Regions from separate parts of the Homo sapiens genome. Here all the other regions are linked to region 1. The links are chromatin loops, found by intact Hi-C in ENCODE. Cell type or tissue: PC-3. All regions are shown on one strand. Each heading gives the region's core, and the rest is flanking DNA. Links, peaks and the distances in the headings are about the cores only.

Region 1 (6,402 bases), core at 805-5,804:
TTTTTCTCTCTTCTTCTAATGCCTCAAAGACAGTTAGTGCTTTCTTTAGGCATCACTCAGCTCACTGGTGCCACTCAGGAGTTTTAAAAGTTTACTGTGTACTAGAAAGAACCTCAGCAACAGAAACATTGCAAGGTGTTATGTAGGAAAAACATGCAATTTCTTCTTCTAAATGAAACCATCTTTATAAAATGGCTTTAGAATTCCTGTTTAAACAGTAAGATAAAACAAAAGACTTCTTGTGACTCATTTCAAACTCAGACTTTTTTTTTTTTTTTTTTTTTTTTTTTTTGTCTACAAGTTGCTTGTCCTTCCCACATTCAAAACATGAAAGAACGTTTCTGTTTAGCAGAGTGACGGGTCAAGGAGGTCAGATATAAATCTTATAGGAAGGATGGGCTCTCAAGTGTGATTCTCAGTGGAGGGGACACAAGAACCTCTAGAGAGTTTTTATTAAAAACTACACCCTCCCTCCCTCATTCTTCAAGTGATCACCTCTATCCGAGAAATTCTACTGATCAGAGCAGACTGCTTATATGAATGTGGAGACAAGAGAAAAAAAGCTTGAAAACAACTCTTCTACAGGAAAGGAAACCATTCAGTCCTCAAGGGCAAAGAGTTATTGTATAACTGCATAAAGACATATTTAAACTAAATAGAAAATGTTAGAAAGGTAGAGAGATAGGTTTCAAACCAGAGGGGATGCCAAAAACTAAAAACTAAAGTATACAGAAAATGGCTGAAAGCTGAAGAGGAAAAATAACTAGGTAGAGGGAATACAGTGCTAAATTACAATATTAAGATTTTTAATAGCTTTTATGTACACTGGTAATGTCTCTATAGTTAATCTACACATTACCCATTCTCTGTTCTAAAGGACATCAACAACATGAATATGATTCAGTCTGTAAGATATAGATTATTTAATCCACAATTAATATGTCAGCAATTCAAACTATGATTTTAGTATAACATTAATTTTAGAAAAAATAATTTTTAATATCTACATTAAAAAAAAAAGTTCATTAAATGTTTTCCAAATGCATATACTTCAAGTTCCCATACATTCCCAAGGCTCTGTTTAACAAGTTTCTAAGCTATCATTATTTCAGAAAGAAATAATCTTAGATCACCCTCCTACTATAATTTATTCAATATTGTATAGTAACAGCCAGAACAAATATTGTTGTCAAAATTACTTAAAAGGTAAAAGCTTCAATTAGAAAGAATACTGGTCAATTTCGAAAGGGTGACAAAAAGGTCTACAAGGTCTTCCTGTAGAATCTCAAAACCTTTAGCAATGACATGAGCTTTTCAAAAATGGAATTTTAAATAATATTCTTTAATACACAAAGGATTGGGTTCAAAAATGATAACTGTAGGACAGATTATAAAATCTCTAATCCTTTTTAAATAAAAAATTACTAGAATGAAACTTTAAATTCATCTGTAAGTTTCACTCATCCTATAATAGTAGAAATGATTTTCAATTAATTGGCATCATTATAGTAATTTATTCACAAAAAAATCAATACTTGATTCTAAAAATAAAAATGTATACCTTTAAAATATATGAGCCCCTGGGAAGACAAATGTAGACATAAATTTCAAAATGACAAGCAATTTCTGATGTCATACACAAAATATGGCTTTACCTGGCTACATAGAGAAACCAATGGGGAGCTGAGAGGCACCTAGAAGGATTTCAGAATTCCTAAAAACTTCCCTAAATTTCCAGTTCTCTTACAACATCCATGCTATTTTGCAAAACTAAAAAGATATGCATTCAAACACAGTTCTGATTACATTTCTTCTTTACTCATTTATATGTAAAAATTATGGTATCAGAAGACATCAGCTTCAGAACACATACTGAAATGATAACCTGGTAAAAAGTAATCTCCTGCCCCCAAACCACTACCCAATATCATTACTATAACCAACAGTGGAATAAATTATTAGAGGTGGGAAGCTACAAAGTCATCTCTGATCATTTTACTTATTCTGAGTTCTCCATTTGAAGGGTGAATTTTAATCTAATTAAACGCTTAAACCTCAGATAGCAAAATATCATCAAAAGTTATACTCCTGTAGCTAGTTCATTTGCTAAAGATGCCAAAGATGAAGCTATCTAAAAATATCTATTTCACATTTAAATACAATGGGCTGGATTAGAAAATCGACCCCTGTTAAAAATGAACACATGCTGACATTTAAGCTAATGACATATAAAAATTAACCAATACAAGGTTTTTGAGGCGAATGGAGCCGTTAAGGTGTTAACTTCTAATCAAGTAAAACGGTTTTTTCTACATCCTACCTTAAATAAATATAAATACTCTCAGTCTCTTAAAACTAAAAGCCATTCCTAAGTCAAATCAATCACATTTTAATTATAAAAGCTGGGTGAGGGAGAACCCTTTATGACATAAATATATAAATTATAGAGGATGCACAGTAAAGCAGTAACAACAACAAAAATCTAAGAACAAAATGTTTAGTATGCATCCACAGAAAGTTCCACAACCATAAAACAAACATCAATGCATCTTACCTCTATCATTATATGAAAGGCGTGCTTGTGAAGAAAAAACACAGGCAAAAGAAATTACGATTCATATCCAGAATGAAATGAAAAATGACACATCAGTTACAAAAGTGAAGGAAAGAGAATAATGGTTTAGTATTTTAAAAGTTGGCAATGATCCAAAGTTTTACATTGTTTAAATAAAGATAGGGAACACTTTCCTTACAAACAGAGGAAAGTAATATCAAAAAGAACCCCTTAGATATGAGAGATAGGTGGTAAACAAATTCTTGACTCCAGTTTAATCCCAAGTTAACTGATCCAATGACTTCATGCCTGCAAACAAACTAAATCAAGTCTTAAATAATGATTATTTATTTTTCTAAGAGCCTCTAGAGTCTAAATTATAAAACAAGGAATTTACAAATTGGAATTGCCTTCTCGACACTAGAGGGCAGTATTGCCTTTAGCAAAAACGAGCTAGCAGCCCTAACAAATTTATATATAGCTAGAAATCAGTTTCTCAGACTTTCTGATAGTTGTCTTAAGAACCTCTAGAATTTCCTATTTCCTGAACTGCCTCACTTCCCTTTCATGGAAGACAGAATCATAATGGTGAGACAGAAAAATGTTTCTGGTGGCTATGTGCGTGCACCATAATACACCATGGCAAGAAACTAAGACAGGAAAACAAGATCATCAGAATTAAGTAAAACATAGTGACAGAATATTATCAAACCTACTTGCCCAGCACATCAAGGTGAAGCAGTTAAGCAGAGGTGGCCCTGGGAACAAGTAATCACACATCTCACATTCTAAAGACACTCAGACACTGATAGAGAACAGGATTTTCATTTTTCCAGTCATCCCAAAATAGGTAAGGGTCTAAATTTAAAATTAAAAGAAATATGATCACCAGTGGTAGGGAAGGCTGAGAATTCCTCCAATGGATGATGGCTATGTTCCCCAGTTTCCAATATTTCTATAGAGAACAATAGCACTGACAAAACAGAATGGACAACTCATTTATCTGTACCAGTTGCTTAACTAGTTTTCTTCCTTCTAGATTTTCTTCCTGTGATAATGATTCAAGAGTATTTATAATTCATCCAAAAGGCTGAGATAATCCTACTATCAAAACATCTTATCCAGTACTCCAGAGTAAAATTAATCCCTTGAAAGAAATACATGCCAACTGAATAAGTAGACTATGGTTTCCAAAGGCTCAAGGATCTCTCAGATCTTGTTTAAATACAGGTGTTTTCAGAGATAAAGATGACACTATAAAGATGACACTATACTAGCACTGTGCAAGTAGGTGCTATCCATACATCTTACCAAAAAGTATGTCTCTGCCCAATACATTTCCCAAGAAATGAACATTAGGATAAGCTATAAAATAACCCAAACTGACACCAAGAACAAGCCTCAAAATATCAACTATGCAACAAAATATGAAGGGTAAAAACGGAACAAAAAAATACATTCACTTAAGTACATGAATAAATACAAAATAACCACATATGTTTGCTTAATACACTTCTCAATAAATGAGGATTAGAATAAACAAACAAGAGACACCAGCAACAGTCCTCAATGTATAAACTACATGACAAAATAAGAGCGGTAAAGCAAAATTTTTTTAAAGGCCAGGTGTGATAGCTCATACCTATAATCTCTGCATTTTGGGAGGCCAAGGCAGGAGGATCTTTGAGCTCAGGAGTTCGAGACCAGCCTAGGCAACACAGGGAGATCCCTTCTCTACAAAAAAATTTTTTAAAAATTAGCTGGGCGTGGTTGCATATGCCTGTGGTCCCAGCTACTCGGATGTCTGAGGAGGGAAGACATCTTGAGCCTGGGAGATTGAGGCTGCAGTGGGCTGTGATCATGCCACTGCATTCCCGCCTGGGTGACAGAGTGATACCTCATCTCCAAAAATAAAAATAAAGCAAAATAAAATGCACTAAAATATACAACTAAGCAAAAAGCAAACAAAACTCTGGATTCACAACATAGAAAATGTAGCTTGACTATTATATACTATAACTGTAGGTAACGGTGAAAATCGAATCTGCACATTAATATCAAGCTATTAGGTTTGTAGGTGAGAAAAAGATTTGTTGCTTCTCCCTGAGGTGGAAAAAAAACTACTGCCAAATATCAGAAAAGAATGAAGAATAGTTCATTCATTCATTCATTCATTCATCCAACAAATTTTACTGAGTAACTAGTCTGTGCCAGGCACTGACTAGCCAGGCTCTCATGAAGCTTGCAGCAGTGCAGGACAGAAGGACTAATCAACAATTCACACTAATAAAAAGGAATTCAGTACCTTCAACATCTGTAAAGAGAAACCTGACTTATAATGACAGGTAAAGTCTGAGAAGATTTCCCTGTGGAGAACACCCTTGAAAAATGGAGTAAGTACTAGGGAGAAGCAGTTAAGGTGAAAAACAGAGTTGAGACATCCTAGTTTCCTGGCTTATGCAACCAAATGGACAGTGGTTCCATTTACTGAGAACCAGGTTTGTGAGAGACAATCACTACCTGTGAATGGTAAGTGCTTGGAGACATATAAATGGAGATATTTAGTAAACACATACACAGATCTGGAATACAAAAAATCTTTCCAGAAAATAGAGATTTTTGTTTATATACTATAAATATGTATATATGATATGTGTTATAAGATTTCTTTTATTTACTATTCAAACCATTCCAAGAAATATCTGTATCTCTGTATCTAGAGAGAGAGAGACTGATTTTTTTCTGGGAGTGGAGATACCTCACTCAACAACTTTTTAGGACTACCAAGACGAATTAAGGTCCTCCTATCCAAACTATATGAAAACTGACAAATTCTGAATTTGTTTCCTCTTAATATCAACTAATTATTTTACATTCTAAGAAATTTTACCATTTTAAATTTTAAAAAGACTATCCTGCCAAGCAGAATAGAAACAGAATTTATAAATAATACAGTATATGCGAGGACAATGTTTCTGAACTAAGGAAAGCAAGACATACATTAAGAGATTCAACAGTATTGACATGTCAATTGCACAGCAATGATTCCAGCCAATTAGATCGTCAAAATTCCTCTGTGATAATTCCTACTTCCTACAGTTTCTCTCATCTTACTCCTCTTGAAAGGAAAGCAAAGAAAGGCCAAGGCAGGTGAAATGAAGATTCTGGATATGTTCCCTAAGAAGTAGAGCACCTCAAGGTAGCCAGCACTGGAGTTAAAAGTCTGAAAAAAACGTAGGTATGCCCATTCTCTTTTTGGGGTTGATGCTTAAAAGAATCAGGTTTTATGACTGGCTACAGAAGTTTATTTTGATTTATTTTCATATCTGTATTCTGCAAGTGTAGCTGAAAAAACCAGAAAATAAACCATGTTACACATGAATAAATTGTGAGATGGTAAAATGGTTATCTACAAGGCCACATATAGTCACTATGAAAACTATTTTAAATGTAGTTTATATACTTTGATCTCTTTATCCTACTTTGCTTTTTTTTTCTTTTTTTTCTTTTTTTTTTTTTTTTGAAACAGAGTCTTGCTCTGTCACCCAGGCTAGAGTGCAGTAGCATGGTCTCGGCTCACTGCAAGCTCCGCCTCCCAGGTTCAAGCAATTCTCCCACCTCAGCCTCCGAAGTAGCTGGGATTACAGGTGTGCACCACCATGCCTGGCTAATTTTTGTATTTTTAGTAGAGATGGGGTTTCCCCATGTTGTTTTCCCATGTTGGCCAGGCTGGTCTCAAACTCCTGACCTCAGGTGATCCACCCACCTCGGCCTCCTAAAGTGCTGGGATTACAGGTCTGAGCCACCACACCCAGCCCCTGCTTTGGTTTTTTTATGGACTCCACTTA
Region 2 (6,402 bases), core at 502-5,501, 200 kb after region 1:
TTTTCAAGGAATTCTTTCTCTAAAACTTGCTTCAAATTAATGCATAGAAGTAAATCAAGTTTTTTCCATATAAAATATCAGCATAAATAACAAGAGCATACTGTGAACAGTTGACCATTATGTTGAGGCATCTAGGTTTACATAAAAATTACTGCTGTGCCAAATTGTGGAGCCAAAGCCAAGTAAATTTCTTAAGCTGTCCTTGAATGCTAGGCATCCTGAAATTGTACTTTTGGATATCCAACTTGCCTCTTTTGTGCTTTTTTTATAAAGATTTATAAAGTCAGACTGCTCAATGGAAATACAATTTTTTCTCTAAGAAAGAAAGGGGAATGATCAACACAGAGAAGGCTGATTTCAGAATATCTAATGCTCAGTCTATGGCCATACCACCCTAAACATGCCTGATTTCAGAAGCTAAGCAGGGTCAGGCCTGGTTAGTACTTGGATGGGAGAATATCTATCACTCAAAGATAGGGTTTGGAGCCTCTCTATTTTTCTGGGCCTGAGCAATCTCCATGGATTATAGCTGCCACAGATGGCACTGCCTGAGAGAAGGAAAAGATGGTGATGGAGGATAAAGGAAAAGGGGGAATCGAAAAAGGGAAAGAGGAAATAAAAGGAGAGAATGGGAGTGACAGAATACTTTCATACGTGGTTCAAGTATTTCTGTGCCGTGATCTTTCACTCTTCAGTTGTTTTTGTTTAAACAGCTTTATTGAATTATTGTTTATCTGCCATAAAATTCACACATGGCAAGAGTACTATTCAATAAATTTAATACTTTGACATTCCACTATTTTTTGGCCTCCATTGTTTAGTCATTAGTTGCATTGGGTTTACCTGTACAAGATGAGGCATTTCTCTCCTGATGCTTTCAAGATTTTCTGCTTGTGTTTGTCATCCAGCAGTCTGACTCTAATGCTTCTATACGTAGATCTTTTTGTGTTGGTCTTACTTGGGGTTTATTGAGCTTCCTGAATATGCAGGTTAATGTTTTTCTCAATTTTGGGACTTTTTGCCCATCATATCTTCAAATTTTATCTGTCTCTTTGTCTCCTCTACTTCTGAAGCTCCCTTTACATATATGTTGCTGTGTTTAATACTGCGCACCAACAGGTCTTTGAGGCTCTTTTCATTGTTCTACTACCTTTTTTTTCTCTCTGTTCTTCAGATTGTATAATTTCTATTGATCTATCTTCAAGTTTCCATATTTTTCTGCCATGTCACATCTTCTGTTGAAACCCTCTAAAGAATTGTTCATTTCAGTTTCTGTACTTTTCATCTCCAGAGTTTTATTTGGTTCATTTATAATATGTATCTCTTTATTGAGATGCTCTTTTTTGCTCAAACATTGCCATCCTATTTTCCTTTAATTCTTTAAACAAAGTTTTCTTTAGTTCTTTGAACATATTTATAAGAACTGCTTTCAAGCTTTTTTCTGCTAAATCCAATATCTGCATTCTCTCAGACAGTTTTCTATTGACTGCTATTTTCCCCTGAGTATGAGTCATAATTTCTTATTTCTTTGCATGTCTCGTAATTTCTTTTTGTTGAATACCAAACATCGTAGGTATCTGCTTTAGCAACTCTGAATTGTGACCTTTTCCTCTGAGGTATTTATTATTGTTTGTTTAATAGCTTGCTTGGACCAAATCTGTAGTCTGTCTGCTCTGAAATGTATGGCCCCAGATGCCTCTACTCAGTTTTATTTTTTCTTGTTTTTATTTTTAAGCCTGGCTTCCTAGGAGTCATATCTGTGTCAACATGGTTTATTGTTCAGCCAACTATTGGTCAGAAGTTGTATTTGAACACCTTGAGCCAGTATAGTTTCAATTCTCTGTTGATAGGCCTGTGTGTAGGCCAGGGGAGTGTATTGAAACTTCAGGCCATTTTCAAGCCTGCACCAGCTTTTACTTTCTTCTGGGCTTTCTTTAATCTCCTTTTCATGTGCTTCAATTCAGCTATGTCAACCAGGAATGTGTGAGTAGCATAACTTCTGATCAATCCAGGATATTTGAAGAGTTTATCATGTCCACTTTAGATGTCTCATTTTCCACAACTCTCTGTTAAAACTCTGGCTAGTCTGCCAGTCCATTATTTTGCCTCAAAGAAGCCAATTACATCAGGCTACTGTAGCTCTGGCCCTCTCTTGCCACCAAGATCTTCTTTTCTTTTCTTTTCTCCTTCATTCCTTTCTTTTCTTTTCTTTCTTTCTTTTTTTTTTTTTTTTTTGATAGGGTCTTGCTCTGTCACCAGGCTGGAGCGCAATGGCTCAATCGTAGCTCACTATAGCCTCAATCTCCCAGGCTCTCAAGCAATCCTCCTGCCTTAGCTTTCTTAGTAGCTGGGATTACAGGCATGCACCACCACACCCAGCTATTTAAAAATTTTGTTGTATAGACAGAGTCTCACTGTGTTGCCCAGGTTGGTCTTGAACTCCTAGCCTCAAGTGATTCTCCTGCCTCAGCCTTCCAAAGTGCTGGGATTATGGGCATGAACCACCATGTCCAACCTCCAAGATCTCCTTTTTTACTAACAACGCTCTAAATCAAGTGAGTTCTCTGCAGCAGCAACAGCAGTAGCAGCAACAGAAACAGCAGCAGCAGAAGCAGCATCAGGAAAGCATATTATTTTCACAGCCTGACCCACTCTGGTTCATCTACTGGGCTGAGAGCTGAAGGAGGGATGGTAGTTACCCCAGGCAAAATTCCAGAGACGTGCGCTGTTCTTATCCAAAGTTAAGTGGTTTTCAGGAATAAATGCATCTCCGTTTGTTGTATGTCTCTGGTCAAATTCCAGAGTGCTGAGATGGTTGCATTTTAGTGTATTATCCATCTTTATATTTGCTTTTGGGACAGAGGATTTTTTTGACTGCCTTTTTTGTGTCATGGTGGAAGTTGCAAGTCTCCTATGCTTAGTTTTAGTGACAAGATCTTCAATGAAGATGAGCTGGTCCATACTCTTTGCATGTGAGTATAAAAGCTCAGTCCATATTCCAAAAGACATGTACTATATTTGACAGTATGTCCCCAAATGGGCATACTCCATGCATTACTTATCCTTCAAGAAGCAAACAGGTTTGAAGTTCTTCCCATACCTCTTCCTCAATTTCTTTGTGAATACTCAGTGTTCTCATTTCCGAGTGCTGATAACCAGGGTGTAGAGGATTATTTTTCTTCTTGTCAATAATAGAAGTCATTTAGTTTTCAGGTTGGGAGACTGAGAGTGGAAGGATATCATCTTTCTGCTTTCTTAGCAATCAATATTTTAAAAAATTAAGTATGTCTGCCATTTAGTGAGTGCATACTATATGCTAGCTACTTTGTTAAGTATTTTGCAATAACTTTATGTATTATCATCTCCATTATTGAGGCTTAGAAAGGTAAGTAACTTGCCCAAGGTCACTGAACCAATAAGTTGTAGATAAGGAATTCCAATGCAGTTTCATTTGACATCTAATTCCATGTTGTTGATGACCATGCAATAATCCTTTGATGTACCACTTCTGCCACACATCAAGGAGACAAATTAGGTTCACACTTGTTTTCAAGACTGACTTCCAACAACATGGCATTGCCTGATTATCTGCCTGTGATGATTTTTGTCTGTCTCAACTGAAATCAGCCGTCTCCAGTCTTTCTTCACTGACTCACTAAATTTAGTTGTAAATTCAGTAATTGACAAAAGGACTTAGGGCATTATGTCTTAAAAATATTTTATTTTTCTAAATCTTTAATTTTCTCAACTAAAGGGTACATCTGGTCACAGGTTGGGTTCCCTGGGAAGCAGACTCTGGAATGGAGATGAACAAACAGATTTATTAGGGAGTTCTCTTGGTATCAACATATTCAAAGAAAATGGAAGAAGGCAGAACTGGGCAGAGGGAAGAAATTGAGCTATGATGCAATTTCAGCTGATTTCTCAGACAACCCTATAGGGAATTTGGAAGCAAGGATCACCTTTCCAGAGTTGGGGTTGGGGAGGCTGGGCCTTTTACAGCTACATATATCTATTCCTGGATGTAGGCCATCCTGGGAAAAAGGTGTGATCTTGGGTGAGGTGGCCTCTTCACTGATAAATAGAACCATGAAGAGGGCTACCCACTGAGAGGTATCAGCCAGCAGCATCTGCCCCCAGCTGGGGAGAGGAAGTCCTTTTCATTAAGGGAGATCTGGAAAGCTCATTGGAGCACCCACCACAGCTGTTTATATTCACATATATTTTTCTGTCATTCTTTAATCATTCATTTACTTAACCAAAATATAATATTTAAGTGTATAATTTTTGCCAGGCACTATGTGAGAGGCTGGGGATATGAATGAAAACTATGCATCAAATTCCTGTTCTTATAATGTTTATTGTCTGGGGAAGGTTGTTTGTATTTAATCTCCTTCCTTGAAGTCTCTTGTTTAATCAGAAATTGATTCTAGATTAGTAATTTAATGTGGCCTAATTTAAGCCAATTTAAATTTTTCATCTAAGCTTTAAGCATTCGGTTCTTGTTTCTCAAATTCTTTTAAATTAGTGGATATCTCTTTTAGATAGAATTATACCAGACTATGTTTAGAAGTTTTTAACACTTATGAAGTCACAATGACCAGTGTAGCGGACTGTGAGCTGAGGCAAAGGAACCTCTGTGTTTAAAAGAAAAGCATTAAAAATTAAGCATAAGTTTTGACAGAATGGAATGATAGCAGCAGTTGAATTTGTTACTTGATATTCCCCTAGCTTCTGAGTATTATCCTATTATTGTTAAAAAAGAAATAGTGTGTTCTAATTGTAATTACTCTTGATATTTTTTCACCCTAGGAGGTAAATTATTAATTAGGGTGTACATTATAAATTACTTTTTTATTAGGTGATTTCTGTCTGACAATAATTTCTAGCTTTTTTTTTAATTAAACTATGTCTCTTGGATTTATTATTAATAGCTTTGGGCTCTGTTAAGAGAGAGGCTAATCGGATTTCTGCTTTATGACTTCACATGCAACTGGAAATATGATTCTGACCAGCTAAGATAACTAGTGAATTATATGTAGCTGATATGAATGGCTCTGGGTGAGAAGCCATTTCTAAATGAAAGTTTTATTATCATATTTTTTTCACCATGATCTTTCATTATAGATTTTAAGTTAATTTATCTCACCATTATACATATGTCAGAAGACATAGAGTCAGTTCTTTAAAGAACTGATCCAGGCCTAAAAAAAATTAGGAAGGGGGCAAGAAAACTCAACATACAGTCAGCTCAAAGTGATAAAATAGATTAACGGATTACCAGTAATTTTACTGTACTCAGTCTTAAGACTTAAAAAAACACCCAAAAACCTTTATAGGTATAAATTGAAAAAAAAAATCCAAAACCAAACAACAAAACCTTCAACAACAAAATTACTACTAAAATACAACTATTAAAAATGGAAATCAGGTTTTTTGTTTTTTTCAGTTTACCTTTTGAGTAGCCAATTTTTTTGTTTTGAGATAACCCTTTGAAAGAAAGGTGTTTTGGAGGAATATACATTTTACGTATTATAATACCCTAGAAAGATCTGGGATAACACCTCACAATCAGAGCCTTTCATATTTCTACAGTGAAGCCTCTGGCTATTCACACTAAGATGAACCAAGATCATAATAGCTGCAATCAATTCAGGTCAGGTTTGCCACCTAAAGAGTCAGCCCCAAGCTTGGAAAAAAACATTTGGTTTTCAGAGCTCTTTGGATATCAGAACTGAAATGAGATTGTGCACCTATGCTAATAATGTTGGCTTTTTTTATTTTTATTTTTTGCCTAAACTAGTGTGAATTGGTTTTTATCACTAGCGACCTAAAGGGCCATTTATTCCCAGAAAGATATTCTGAGACCTCATCTCTTAAATAATTGAACAAACCCTTGTAGGACAGTTGGGACAGTTGGTGTGGGTACTGGTGCCCCTGGAGGGAAGACCTTCTTATTCTTTGTTTGGGAGTTTGGGTAGTGGTAGTGTCTTTAGCCTCCGAGTGGGCTTCGTACCCTCACTTCCTAAATGAAGAGATATAGTTGAGATGTTTGTCCCCTCCAAATCTCATGTTCAAATATGATCCCCAGTGTTGGAAATGGGGCCTAGTAGAAGGTACTGGGTCATGGGGCAGATCTCTCATGAATGTTTTGGTGTCATCCACTTAGTGATAAGTGAGTTCTCACATTATCAGTTCACATAAGACCTGGTTATTAAAAAGAGCCTGGCACCTCCTCCTCTCTCTTGCTCCCTTTCTTGCTATGTGATGTGCCCTCTCCCTCTTTGTCTTCTGCCATGATTGTAAGCTTCCCAAGGTCTTGACCAGAGGAGATGCTGGTGTGCTCCTTGTACAGCCTACAGAACTGTGAGCCAAATAAACCTCTTCTCTTTATAAATTACC
Region 3 (6,402 bases), core at 688-5,687, 270 kb after region 1:
TTGAACCTGCACTATTTTGGTGCAAAAAAAGAGAGTGATGTTGAGAAAGAGTGAGAGAAGAACTGGAGTGTTTAGGTATAGATGTGCCACTTCCAAAGTGAAGGTAGGAAAATATATAAACCATCCTATGAATATTAATAAGAATACTTTACAAAGCACTCTGAGTTCCCAGAAGAAAGACGTTACATAAGCACAAACTTTGCCTCATTCATCCTGACAGCATCCCTGTGAGAGGAGATTCCATTTTAGAGACAAGGAAATGGAGAGAAGAGGAGCCATAACTTGTCCCCACAGTCATCATTATCTCAGTTGCAGAGACTCAGCAAATTTCTCCTTATCAAGCCTCTTCCAGCAGATCAGCCTTCCTGTTTCATGATACTTCTTTGCTGTTGGACACTGTTCACTATTTCACCTGTCAGTCTCATTCATCCAATCAGACTACGAACCCCTTGAGGGGAGACCCAGGGACCCTCTATCTATTCTGCATTTTTCCCTCTCACTGTGTCCAACAGAACATCAAGGACTCAATACTACTCAATAAATGTTTGTTGATTGATGGACAGTCAGTGTGGTGTGGAAGTGACAATGATTTAACCAACTATCTTTTCCTTTGTAGTTGCTTTCTTTTTACTCCTCCCATCATTTTTCTTTTTTTCTGTTATTTTAAAATAATTGCAAGTATCATGAATATCTTGCTTTAAAAAATAAAGCATTATAGAGTTTTCTCTATCTTCCGCTTTCCGGATTAATCATTGCTTTATCATAGGATTAAAGAGAACTTTAGGTAACATAATTTTTGAAAATAAACAACATGTGCGTAGTACAAAATTCAAAGTGTTATAAGGTGTTATTCTGTGAAAAATAACTATTCTTATACCCTTTGCCAAAGCTACCTGTTTCTCCATCCCAGACACAACCAACATTATCAGTCTCCTCTGTGTCCTTCTAGGGATGTTGTATGTTTACACCATATATGTGCACATCATTTTTTACTTCAAATGACAGCATATCATAGACTTTGCTCTGCATCTTGTTCTTTTTGCTGAATGACACCTTGGAGACTGTTTTCTGGCAGTATTTATAGTTGCTTCATTCACAGTATTCCTCTATATGTGCATACCATCATTTGTTTGACTACTCCTCTATTAATGGGCATTAATTAGATTGTTCTCCATCTTTTGCTATTTATGAACAATAATAGAATGTGTGTTTTCCTACATATTTCATATTGTGTATGTGGTAGCATATCTATAGACTAAATTCCTAGAAGTAGAATTGCTGGTTCAAAGAATTGTGCATTAAATATTTTGATAGATATTGCTAAATTGTTCTTTATAGAAACAAGTTATACCTATATACACTCCCAATCACAATGTAAAACCATGATACATTTTAGAAAAGCTATATATCTGAGATGAAAACATGGGGAAGTTGAAAAAATCAGAGTATAGCACAGTTGCACGTCCCAGCATAGATGCTGTTGGCCAACATTCATGCACAGAATGAATGTTGCCCATCCCTGCTGTGGGAGCTTGTGTTCATTAGCTCAAACAACTCTGTGATTGTGAGGTGATTTTATTTGAAGGGACTTTAAATTGGTACCTTGTTTAACAGTTAAAGCAGCTGTTAGAAAACAACAAACATTTATTGAATATCCCTTGTGTGCCAGGAACACAGATGAACACTTCCTATGCTGTGAGGCAGGTATTATTATCCTCATTTTTTTGACGAGGAAGCTGAAATTCAGGTTAAGTAACTTGCCCATAATAGGCTGTGGAATTCAAGAAGGCCTCTCTCTTTCTAGTATGCCACACTGATTTCTTATATTACTTGTGTGATTTGGAAGATTAAGGAAGTACTCAGTCAACTGAAACTGCATTTTGTCTAAAGTGAGCTCGACAGCATTGCAGCAGGGAAGATGTCCGAATATCTGTACTTTGAACTTGTCAGTAGAAAAAGAAACCACCTGGTAGCCAAAGGATATTTCCTGAATGTAAAAATCTCAATGACATTGTAGTATTCTCTCATGCAGTAAAGGTCTTAGAGAAAGATCTGTCATCACACAGGATGACTCTGCTCAAGAAGGAACCAATTTTAATCTTAACATCATTTTAGGATTTGGCGCTATAAGAAAAGGGAGCATAAGGGAGTGGAACACAGGTTTGTTTTTTTTTTTTTTTTCCACATTAGGATACACAGCTGAGCTGCAGCACTGTCAATGACCAAAATTCGAGCCTTGTGGTTACTGCTATGATGAAATCCTGTGGAAAGGGGAGTTTCACTTCCAGACACAGACTGACCAGCAAAAGAACCAAGAAAATCCACACAATCATCTGTTGGTTTTTCCCTACTAAAGAAAACTGACAGTGATCTATTGCAGGAGGCCAGGGACGGCAATGTGCGTCTTCTGTTTGTGTTCATAAGATGTTGGTGCTGGGGGCTTTGAGAGCACCTTTTTAATAGGGGTGTTTTGCATTTCACACCTAGACGAGTAGCCCCAATACAACTAATCGGTTTAGTTCAACAATTCCTTCCCATATTCCTGCCAATATGTGAATATCTCCCGGATGAGTCAGCTGGAAGATATGTGGAATATAAATTCTTGTCTTTATGTACTGTGTTAGAGGAATATCCAGTCTAATTGTGCAGATAAACACACACACACACACACACGAAAAGCTACAAGACATTCCTACCACAAATGTTTGTTCAGAATCTGCTATGTGAAAGGTACTGAGGCTGGGTGCGGTGGCTCACACCTATAATCCCAGCACTTTGGGAGTCAGAGGCAGGTGGATCACCTGAGGTCAGGAGTTGAAGATCAGCCTGGTCAAAATTATGAAACCCCATCTCTACTAAAAACACACACAAAAAAATTAGCTGGGTGTGGTGGCACATGCCTGTAGTCCCAGCTACTCAGGAGGCTGAGGCAAAAGAATAGCTGAGCCTGGGAGGTGAGGTTGCAGTGAGCCGAGATTGTACCACTGCACTCCAGCCTGGGCAACAGAGCGAGACTCTGTCTCAAAATAAAAATAAAACTGAAAGGTACTGTGCTAGGTTTTCAGAATACAATGGAAAAAATAGATCTGGTCTCTGCCTTCCTTATTTGAATGTAGACAGGGAGACAGATGACTGAACAATTACATGAAGTGAGGATTATAGAAACAAGTGCTAGAGGTATTCAGAGAGGTTACATTAGACTGACTCAGTAGAAGAAAATGTGAAGTACAAGGTGAATGTGTCAGGCTGAATCCCTATTTACTTCAATAGGGATGGCACCATGTTCAAGAGGCTGAAGAAGAAACCTGGAGTCAGCGAACAAGACATGGGGTTAATTGAGGGAATTTACATACAGGGCGGTGTAGTGGCAGCAGGCTGGAGAGAAGAACTGCAATCACTTGTAAAAAGCATGCAATTTATATAGAATATTTACTTAGCACCCTCCCCCTAGCAACCTCCACCTGGCAACCTTCATTTAACCAAAAACAAAGGGCCTTCATCCCCTGTATGGCCTGCATTCCATGGGATGGCCTGGGAGTTCTGATGTTCCTCATGGATAAGAAGCGAGTCTCTGGGTTGGCCACTCTCAGATTCCTTAGCTTGGAACTCCAAACACATGTTCTTCTTAGACCATAGGGTCATTCTCAGGGTATGCTTAAGTTATAGCTGTCAGGTGTTTCTGCCATACAGGGTCATTCTCAGGGTGTGCTTAAGTTAAGTTATTGCTGTCAGGTGCATCTACTATACAGCATGTAGAAGCCAAAAGTGCATATGACCAAATATTTCCATTGTTTTTTTTTTTCCGCTAATGGAAGAAATCTTCCAGTTGAAAGTAAATGTGAAAGTCCTAAATGCTGCTAACCAAGTACTTCCATTCTTCCTTCTTCTGGGTTCATGTAGGATAATACTTTCCAACCCTCTTTCAAGTTAGGCCTGGCCAAATAATTTGTTTTGGTTGAAGCAAGCAAACTTGATATGCATCACTTCTTGCTGGGAACCATAACAGCTGCATCCACTTAGCCACATCTTGTCTTCTGACTGGTGTGGTGATCTTCATGGACACAAATGTTGTGAGAAAGCTTCTGTCAGTCACTTTCCCTGAAGAATCACGATGAACTGAGCCCTATAGCATTTATAAGATGCACATCAATGTGGCTTTATCCCACTGAGATTTTGGAGTTGTATGTTTCTGTAACCCATGCAGTCTCATAGATGGGTTTCCCATTCATTTAATTTTTTTGACAAATGTTTTTTGCAGAATGCTAAGCATTAGTCTTAGATGCTAGGAATAAATCACAGAAAAATACAGATACGTTTCTTATTCTTTTAAAGTTTCTGTTCTAGTTGAGGGAACATTAGGAGGTGAAGCTGGAGACAGATAACAAACAAGTAAACAAATGAAAACAAAATTAGGAAGATTTTAGATTATGATAATTCTTACCAAAGTGGTAAGATAGAGAGTGCCTTTTTATTCAGGGTGTTTTAGACAGGGTGGTCAAAAAAGACATCTCTGAGAAGATAACATTTGTAGTTAAAAAGCTGAAGCATGAGGAAGAGTCAACCAGATTAAAATCTAGGAGACAGTGATCCTGAAAGAGGGAATAGTAAAAGCCCTAAGATCAAGGAGCTTGGCTTGTGTGAGGAACAAAATGAAACCAAAGTGGCCTGAGGAAGGTGCTTGCAGGGAGTCAGCTGTGGTACTGACTGAGATGAGAGAGGCAACAGCCTGATGTTATAGCTATAGTAAGAAGCTTGATTTTTATATTAGGTAAAATAGGAGGTCATTGCAATATTTTAAGGAGGAGAGTGATGTGATGTTATTTATGTTTTTAAAAGATAACTGTTTGCTATGAAAGAAGGCCAAGCTTGGATGCAGGAAGGCCACTTAGGAGCTAGTGCAATATTCTAGGAAAGAGATTTCGGTGGCTTGGTTTAGGGTGGCAGCAATGGTGGTGGAGAGAATTGGATGTATTTGAGATATGTTTTGCTCATATAATGTAGAGAATTTACTGACAGATTGAATGTGGGTGGATATTAAAATGATGTCTACATTTTTGGCCTAAGTTTAATGGATAGTGCCATTCACTGAGAGAGGGAGGATTGGAGTAGAATGAAGAGAGGGAATTGGAGGACAACTAGTAGTTCAGTATATGTAAGTTTAGTGTTCATATTATATTTCAAAATTAAGATATCAAGACAGAGTCTTGGGCCCCAAGTAGATGTTAAGCCTGGAGGTAAAACAAGGAGTCATTGGTGGACAGACAATATTTAAAGCAATGAGAATAGATGAGATCATGTAGGGAATGGGTGTAGATAGTAAGAGGAGAGTCCAGCACTGAGCTCCTGGGCACTCCATAATTTGGAGGCTGAGTAAAAGAGAGGTTATGGAAGAGGACTGAGAATGAGTGACCAATGAGGTAAGAACAAAAGCAAAAGAGTGTGGAGTGCTGGAAGCCAAGAGAAGGAAGAGAGTTAAGAAGAGAGAAATTGGTAAATATGTTGACTACTATTGAGAGGTGAATGAGGTGAGAAGATTTTTGTTGACTTTGGCACAGAGAAGATTGTTGGTGAGTTAAAATGAGCAAATTAGTGGAGCTAGATGCTAAATTGCAGAGGATTGAAGAAGGAATGAATGCCGAGTGAAAAAGTAAAGAAGCTATGTGTAGAGAAATTGTAAAAGCAAACAAAGGAATGGACCGATTGGTAGATGGTAGGCATGTGATTCATATGTTTAAGTTGTGATTGTTAACCATTTTTTATAGGGTAAGAGGTTCTAAATCATGTTTTATAGTGATAGGAATAATTCAAGGGAGAGAGGAAGAGAGGGAGGGAGGAAGAAGGAGGAGGAGTAAAAGAAGAAGAGGAAGAAGAAGAAGGGGAAGACTAAATACAAAGTACCCGAGAGCCATGGAATTATGAACACCAGTAGAAAAGAAGGCACTGGGTTTGACTTCGATGGGTGATTAGGATTTGTGAAGACAGAAATCAATGTGAATCTCATTAACAAAGGTGCGTATGTGATAGTTAAGATGGAATCTTGGCGCAAAAAATTAGTAGGATGGATTGGTTGAAGCCATGATTTTATCAGAGAAATCATAAAACTAAAACTTGGATATACCTGATACAATTGGAGAGTTGGAAGGGAAGTTTGCTCAGTGCGGGAGTCTATTCTACCACTGACTCAACAGGTGTCCATCTGGCCTCTGTCTGAAGGTCAGGGCAGATTGCAGAGACCCTAATACCTGAGTCAGCTTTGGGAATTCATTATTTAGGCCACAAAAATCAGGGTGGATTTTAGAGTTTGAAGGGATTTGACCAAAGCAATATTTTAAGCAGCTTCACAAGGAGGAAAGATTTAGGACGAGAGCAACATCATCATCATCACCTGGGAACTTTTCAGAA
Region 4 (6,402 bases), core at 588-5,587, 620 kb after region 1:
CATTTCTTTCATATGTGTTACTTTTTTCTATGCAAGCACAAGACTTTTCCATGTGTTTCATTATTGTTCGGGGAAAAAAAATTAACATGCTGGATCAATGGAAACATTTGTCTACTAATAAGAAAATTAGAAAAGGAGTGAATAGGTCAGGCCTAGTTGGGCTATACACCCTCTACAAAGCCAGCAGACAAAGTTGCTCCCTTTCAGCCCCTAAGAAGAGTATCCAACCTTGTTGAACATTAAGCTTCTTCCTAGTATTTATTCATCTGGATAGAGGTACAATATCCTGACAGGTTAGAGCCAGTCCTGGCCAAAATTGGGATATAGAAAAGCTTGATCCTCTCAGGGTACTTTTCTCACATTGTGGCTTTCCTTTCTTTTTCCTGGCTACCCGGTCATGGAATTCTCTCCTTAGCAGGACCTGGACTCCTATTTTTCCTCTATCTTCCTCCTCTTATAAAAGTCTGATATCCGTCGTCATCAATGTTAATGACTGCCAAACTTCTTCTAGAGATATTTATATATGAACAGAGATAATTCTTTGAACATATTTCCTAAAGTTGGATCTTAAGTAACAAATATATGTGAATAAAATGTTTTTGGGCAGAGACCCACCCTTTCTCCATTATTCAAATTATATCACATGAAATAATAAGATGCCACAGAAAAATGGGGACAGGAGCTAGTTCTTTTATGAACTTGCACTTAAATTGCGTCATGTTAAACTATGATGTATGTTCAGTTAAAAGATCATTAAAGTAGATCCTAAAGTGCATGATGTATTAGCTTATGGTAGAACAACACTCCCACTGAGAACAATAGAAAAATGGGACAAAATATAAAAAGGATGTATTTGAAGAATTTGGTGAACAGTTGAGGTAACTTAGGGGCCAAGTTACTAGAAAAGAAGGTAATTATTGAGAGATGAGTTGATATTTTGTGAGCTGCTTTCCTTCCAGAGATATTTATCATTCTTGGCCAGTGGAGAGAGTCTAAAAATCCTAGAGGGGTTTGCAGCTAAGAGGCAGAGAAGCCAGCAGAACTTCTGATAAATCCACAATGCAAAGAAAACAATTAAAGCTCAGGGTTATGAAGGCTCCTAGGACTTGAGAGACCAAGATGCTGGAGAGAGGGGAGATGCTCGAGGGGCCAAGATGCTAGAGATACCCAACCTTTACAGATCTTCCCTTGAGTTTTTGTGGAATTCTTAAGTTGGGCAGAGGAGGAAGTTAAGAAGCAAACCAGAAAGTCACACTCTGACAAGCGAGTGGGGCATCTTTGGGCACTCTCATGGAGATAAAGAGACAAATAATTGGAGTCATGACCTATTAAGCAGAAAGAGCTTACCAGTCTCTCAGTAAGGACTCCTGGAGGGTTCACATCGGAGGGGTGATCCAGAGTTGGATGAAGGTTTACCAAAATGTAGCCTAGCCATGATCTACTTAAGTCTCTACTGGATTGTGGTGATCTGTCCCCAGCTCCTAATGGGAATTTCAAAATGCATACAATCGTTTCTTTATGGAAAAAAATTTACCAGTTGCTTTTGATTTTTAGTAAAACAAGAACGTTTGGCTTAAATGGTAAGAGAAATTATTTTTATTGGCATAAAGATGAATCTTTATATTTACAGGGTCTTAAAGCTTAACCTACACCCTTCAAGAGCCTTTTAGTGTTGGGGAATGATGACGTGCTGGTCTGAGCTGGTCTGAAGGCAGTAGGATAAACTTGTTCATCTTTGAGTATCTAGAGTTTCATGACTTAATATAAATTATTACCTATAGCTAGGTAACCATATTCTCTCCTCCCAACCCTATTCTCAGTGCAATGTGAAAAGACATTTTAGATGTGGAGTCTGGAGATCACAAGGATTAACATCAACTTATTTGTGTTTCAGTTTCTCCTTCTGTACTTTGGGTCTCATTCTCACCACAGGTAGGGGATAACTGCAAAACATATGAGATAATACAGAGAGGGCTTTATGATACTTGGAAAATGCCAGGAACTTAGTAAAGATCAAGAGTCCCTATCATTGTATTAGAAAGTAGAGCAAATTCTGACTTGTTTTGTACACAACTTATACACCACAGTGGATAGGCAAGGATCTCATTTGGGTGACTGAGCCAGAGATTTAATGTGTACCAAAAAGAAAAAAGCGCTGTAATTGTGGCCATTTGGTTAACTATATAAAACTAGAAACCTACCGCTCAAGAGATATGGTCTAAGTAGAGCAGTGATACCTATGGGCATCAGGTAGATGCAAAATCTGGATGGAACAATTGTGTAGCTTATCTAGGCAATAAGATTGTCTTGTATTTTTAACACATGGGACAGTAATTTCTAAAATAAAATTAAAAACCAATTTTCAGTTAAAAATATTTAATGTACAATGTAGAAATCAGCTCTAAGCAAGACATTGGCTGTGGAATTTTCTTGAGAAGTCCAGAATTCAATGCATGAATCTGCAGTATAATAGTCATCCCATAATTCTTCAGGGGCAGTTCAGTCTGAGACAGGTGTGTTTATCTGTATATTGTCCAGGCATATGGATAGGTTCCTTCCAAATAATAAAGTTTGAAGATGAGATAAGTCATTGTGCATTAGCATGGGACACTTTAACAGGCATTAAGGTGAAAGCTCCTCCCACCACTCATTCACTACTATGAAGAGAATGTTGCAGTAAGAACAAAAAATCATGGGGCATACAATAACATTCTACCCAGGCCTCAAGATACACTGTTTGTTCCAAACTCTTTTAATTTAGTTCCTGCACATTATGTAAATGATGTAAGCAAGTGTTAATGATATTTTTAATAGAATTGATTCAGAAGGATTATAAGCCAAATGGGATACTTTAGAAATGAGTCATGGCAATTTAATAGGTTCAGGTACGGGTCATTTATTTTCCAGAACTGTGTTGCTCATTCCAATGGGAATAGTATCAGAGAATAACAGTATATAAATCGTTTTACTTATTATCTTCCTCCTCCTAATTTTTTTTTGTGTGTGTGTGTGAATGTTGTGAAGAGTAACAACTGTGACTTTAGAAATGAGCTCTTCTTGAAGACAGTCTTGTTTGTTTCAATACATAGGGCTCATCAGAAGGGTTTTGGCTGTATTATTATCCTGTGTCTGGGATGGTGTCTGGCACAGAGTTGATACTCACTGAGTATTTCCCTATCTTTTATTGACTGACCAAATAAAAAATGGAAAGACTGGCTGAATACCAAGGACTTAGTCAAGGTAGCTAGGGCAAAACAGGGAGTGAAACAAGCTTCCAGATGGCAGGCCAAGAAGACAAGGATGCAAAATCCCAACACCTATAAGATGGCTTAGAGAAATTTTAAAATAGAAAATAGAGTTCCTTATATTCTCCCTGCCAAAGGGCAAAAGCAGTCTATGTTAAGGGAGATACTGAATGTAGTAATTGCGAGAATTAGGGACCTCACTGAGAGTGAGAGCAAGTGGAATGAAGGAGAGAGAAATGCCACCAAATAAAGCTGTGTTGTGGTTTATAAGGTACTCCTACGTGAAAATTCAACCTAGACAGGGTTTTCCTGTTATAATTTTTTAAAGTTTTGAATCACTCTCCATCTAACAGAAAACTGCAAGTACAAAATGAATAACAAATTTTTCTGCACCATTTGAGGGTAAGTTGCTGATCTCATGTCCCATCAACTCTGAATACTTTAGCGTGTATTTCCTACCATCATGACATTTCCCCACATAACCACAACACAATCATCAAAATCAGGAAATTGACATTGATACTTAACTACCGTATAATTCTCAGACCCTATTTAAATCTTACAATTTTCTCAGTAATGTCTCTTTAGAGCAAAAATATCTTGTTCAGAATCATATCTTTCATTTTGTTGTTGCATTTTTTTGTCTCCTTCAATCTGAAACAGTTACTTCATCTTTCTTTGACTTTCATGAACTTGATACTTTTGAAAATTATAGGCTAGTTATTTTGTAGGTTGTCCCTCTATTTGGGTTGGTCTGATGTTTCTTAATCAGTAGAGTCAAGTCATGCATCTTTAGCGTAAATATCCCAGAAGCAACATTGTGCTCTCACTGTTTCCTATCAGGTGCATACAATTGTTATTTGTCGTGTTACAGATGCTATTGCTTTGATTACTTGATAAATATGGTGTCTGCCAGTCTTCACCACTGAAATGTTACTCTTTTTCCCTTTGTAATTTGTAAGTATGATGGGAGGATATTTTGATACTATATAAATATCCTTTTCCTCATAAAACTGGTGTCATTGATTCATTCTTTTCCCCATCAAGCTTTCAACTTATTCATTTATTTGTATCAGTAAGGATTTATGGTTTCCTAGTCAAGTGATTATAATTTATAATTTTCATTATGTTTGAATTATCCCCAATTTGTTCAGATTTTCTCCTTCAAGCCAGTTTCTGTATCTTTTAGATGTGTCACTATTATTTTTTGAGCACTCCTTTGCTTTCTGATATTAAAAAGGCATTCCAGACTGATTGTACACTTTTTTGCCTTAGTCCTGAGATGAATCATGTCTCCAAGGGGCCTGGCTCCATTTAGTGGTACCTGGTACTTAGAAAATAGTTTCTGTGTGCTCATGGCTGTTGAGGTGTCACTGTTCCCAGGCCCTCTCATTTTCACTCATTTCTCTCTGTACATTTACATGTTTATATCTCTATATTCTATTTATTTATATCTCTGCCCCTGTCTATCTATATTTAAAAAATCATGAGGTCAGACCAGGCGTGGTGGCTCATGCCTCTAATCCCAGCATTTTGGGAGGCCAAGATGGGCGGATCATGATTTCAGGAGATCGAGACCATTCTGGCCAACATGGTAAAACCCCGTCTCTACTAAAAATACAAAAATTAGCTGGGCATGCTGGCACTTACCTGTAATTCCAGCTACTCGGGAGACTGAGGTAGGAGAATTGCTTGAATCAGGGAGTTGGAGGTTGCAGTGAGCCCAGATCGCGCCACCACACTCCAGTCTGGCGACAGAATGAGACTCCGTCAAAAAAAAAAAAAATCGTGAGCTCATACCAACACCCCGAATTTCTCTTCGGCTCTATACAGGGTTAATTCTAGCTTTCTCCCTTTCCATGTTTAGAGTTTCCTTCTTTAACAGTGAGATGCCTGGTTCCCATTATCCTTGATATGTTTACTTATTTAACCAATCTGCATCTTTGTAATCAATTTCCAAGTGATACCAACCCCCCAGTCCTCACAAATGTCTCCTCACTCTGCCTGGGCTTTGACACCCTTTTCTGCCACCCCACACATAGATAAACTTCTCATCCTACCCATCTCTGGTTCATAATTTCAAACCACTGCTGCCAGTGGTTTGGGGTGTGGAGGTGGCAGGGCTGGTGGGAGGGCTTCTGACCCCACTCAGGAGTTTACACTATGTTGTGGGCCATTATCCTCCACTCCGGTGAGGACATTTACCTTACCTAATCCTCATCAGTGGTTTTAGAACTGAATTGTCCTAGAAGGGAATGAAAGAAAAGAGAAAAGGAAAAGGAAGAAAAGCTTTTTAAAAGTCCTAAAAATAAAAATGTCAGCTTTCCCATTATTGAAACATCCGATGTATTTGATATTTTTGAACCAATATATATTTAAAAAACATATAGACCCTCCATGTTTCTAGGATTTGAGGGATGAGCATCTATTTGGGTCTTCACTTTGTAGATTTGGGGGCTTGGGTTTTGTTGATCATTTCTGTGTTTGAGTGAGGTCATGGTTTTCAAACTCTTCTCCACAGTCCCACATTCTATGGACATCTCTCAAGGCTGCACTGAGAAAGTGTGGGGTGTGGGGATATTGCAGAGTCGTAGTAACTTGCCTTTGTTTCTCGCCCTGCTCCTACCAGAAAATTCTGTTTCTGTTTTATATATCAGATTTCCATATGAGATGTCAGCTGAAAATAAAAGGTTTCAAATGCTTAAAGTGTTTGAAAACCAGAGTTAAATGAGCTCTCTGAGAGCGCCAGCTGGGAGTTTTAAGAATTAAGCTTTGAAATCCCTACTTAAGTGCACAATTTTTCTTCATGAATATGAGCAATGATAATTTTCTGTCATTTAAAAATGTTTTTGGCATCCCCATATGATTATATACATAATTATTTTAGATTATTTTCAAAATATGGAAGAATGGAAAGCAATTACCTGTCCCCTTATTACACTGCCCCTGACACATCTGACAAAACCACCCTCAAGATATCAAAGTGTTTTCTTCCAGTACTTTTATTGTGCTTTATTATTTTCATAATAATTGTAAGCATAACTTATATATAATTACCCTCAACTATCAGCTTTCTAAATATATGTTTTCTGGGATCTCAATTTCAACAAAGTATGAAGCAGTAGTTTTCATTTATTAATTATTTTTTTTCACTAAA

Evidence for each region. Peaks named below come from ENCODE experiments on the same cell type or tissue, not always from the same donor. Only the 100,000 strongest peaks of a DNase experiment are listed, where the experiment ranks them.
Region 2: a loop joins it to region 1, with 3 times the contacts of the local background. A loop is called at or near these places in 2 of 110 quality-filtered maps.
Region 3: a loop joins it to region 1, with 5 times the contacts of the local background. A loop is called at or near these places in 3 of 110 quality-filtered maps.
Region 4: a loop joins it to region 1, with 7 times the contacts of the local background. A loop is called at or near these places in 8 of 110 quality-filtered maps.

What each region holds. Positions count from the first base shown.
Region 1 is chr2:147,907,713-147,914,114 of GRCh38, reverse strand. All of the region lies in intron 4 of ACVR2A (activin A receptor type 2A), which reads right to left. Among named protein-coding and RNA genes, the nearest start is that of ACVR2A, 66 kb to the right of the region's middle. In PC-3, for the core only: a CTCF peak has its summit at 2,972 (motif pointing right); a DNase peak (open chromatin) is centred at 2,984.
Region 2 is chr2:147,707,529-147,713,930 of GRCh38, reverse strand. It overlaps the pseudogene RNA5SP106. Among named protein-coding and RNA genes, the nearest start is that of ACVR2A, 130 kb to the left of the region's middle. RefSeq lists a silencer at 4,036-4,245. In PC-3, for the core only: no CTCF peak of the experiment used is centred there; DNase peaks (open chromatin) are centred at 1,700 and 2,740; H3K4me3 peaks cover 639 bases; H3K27ac peaks cover 2,655 bases.
Region 3 is chr2:147,632,604-147,639,005 of GRCh38, reverse strand. No RefSeq gene overlaps it. Among named protein-coding and RNA genes, the nearest start is that of ACVR2A, 210 kb to the left of the region's middle. RefSeq lists an enhancer at 3,022-3,231. In PC-3, for the core only: no CTCF peak of the experiment used is centred there; DNase peaks (open chromatin) are centred at 2,275 and 2,595; H3K4me3 peaks cover 1,455 bases; H3K27ac peaks cover 1,507 bases.
Region 4 is chr2:147,291,425-147,297,826 of GRCh38, reverse strand. No RefSeq gene overlaps it. Among named protein-coding and RNA genes, the nearest start is that of LINC01911, 460 kb to the right of the region's middle. RefSeq lists an enhancer at 44-153. In PC-3, for the core only: no CTCF peak of the experiment used is centred there; a DNase peak (open chromatin) is centred at 2,916; H3K27ac peaks cover 1,409 bases.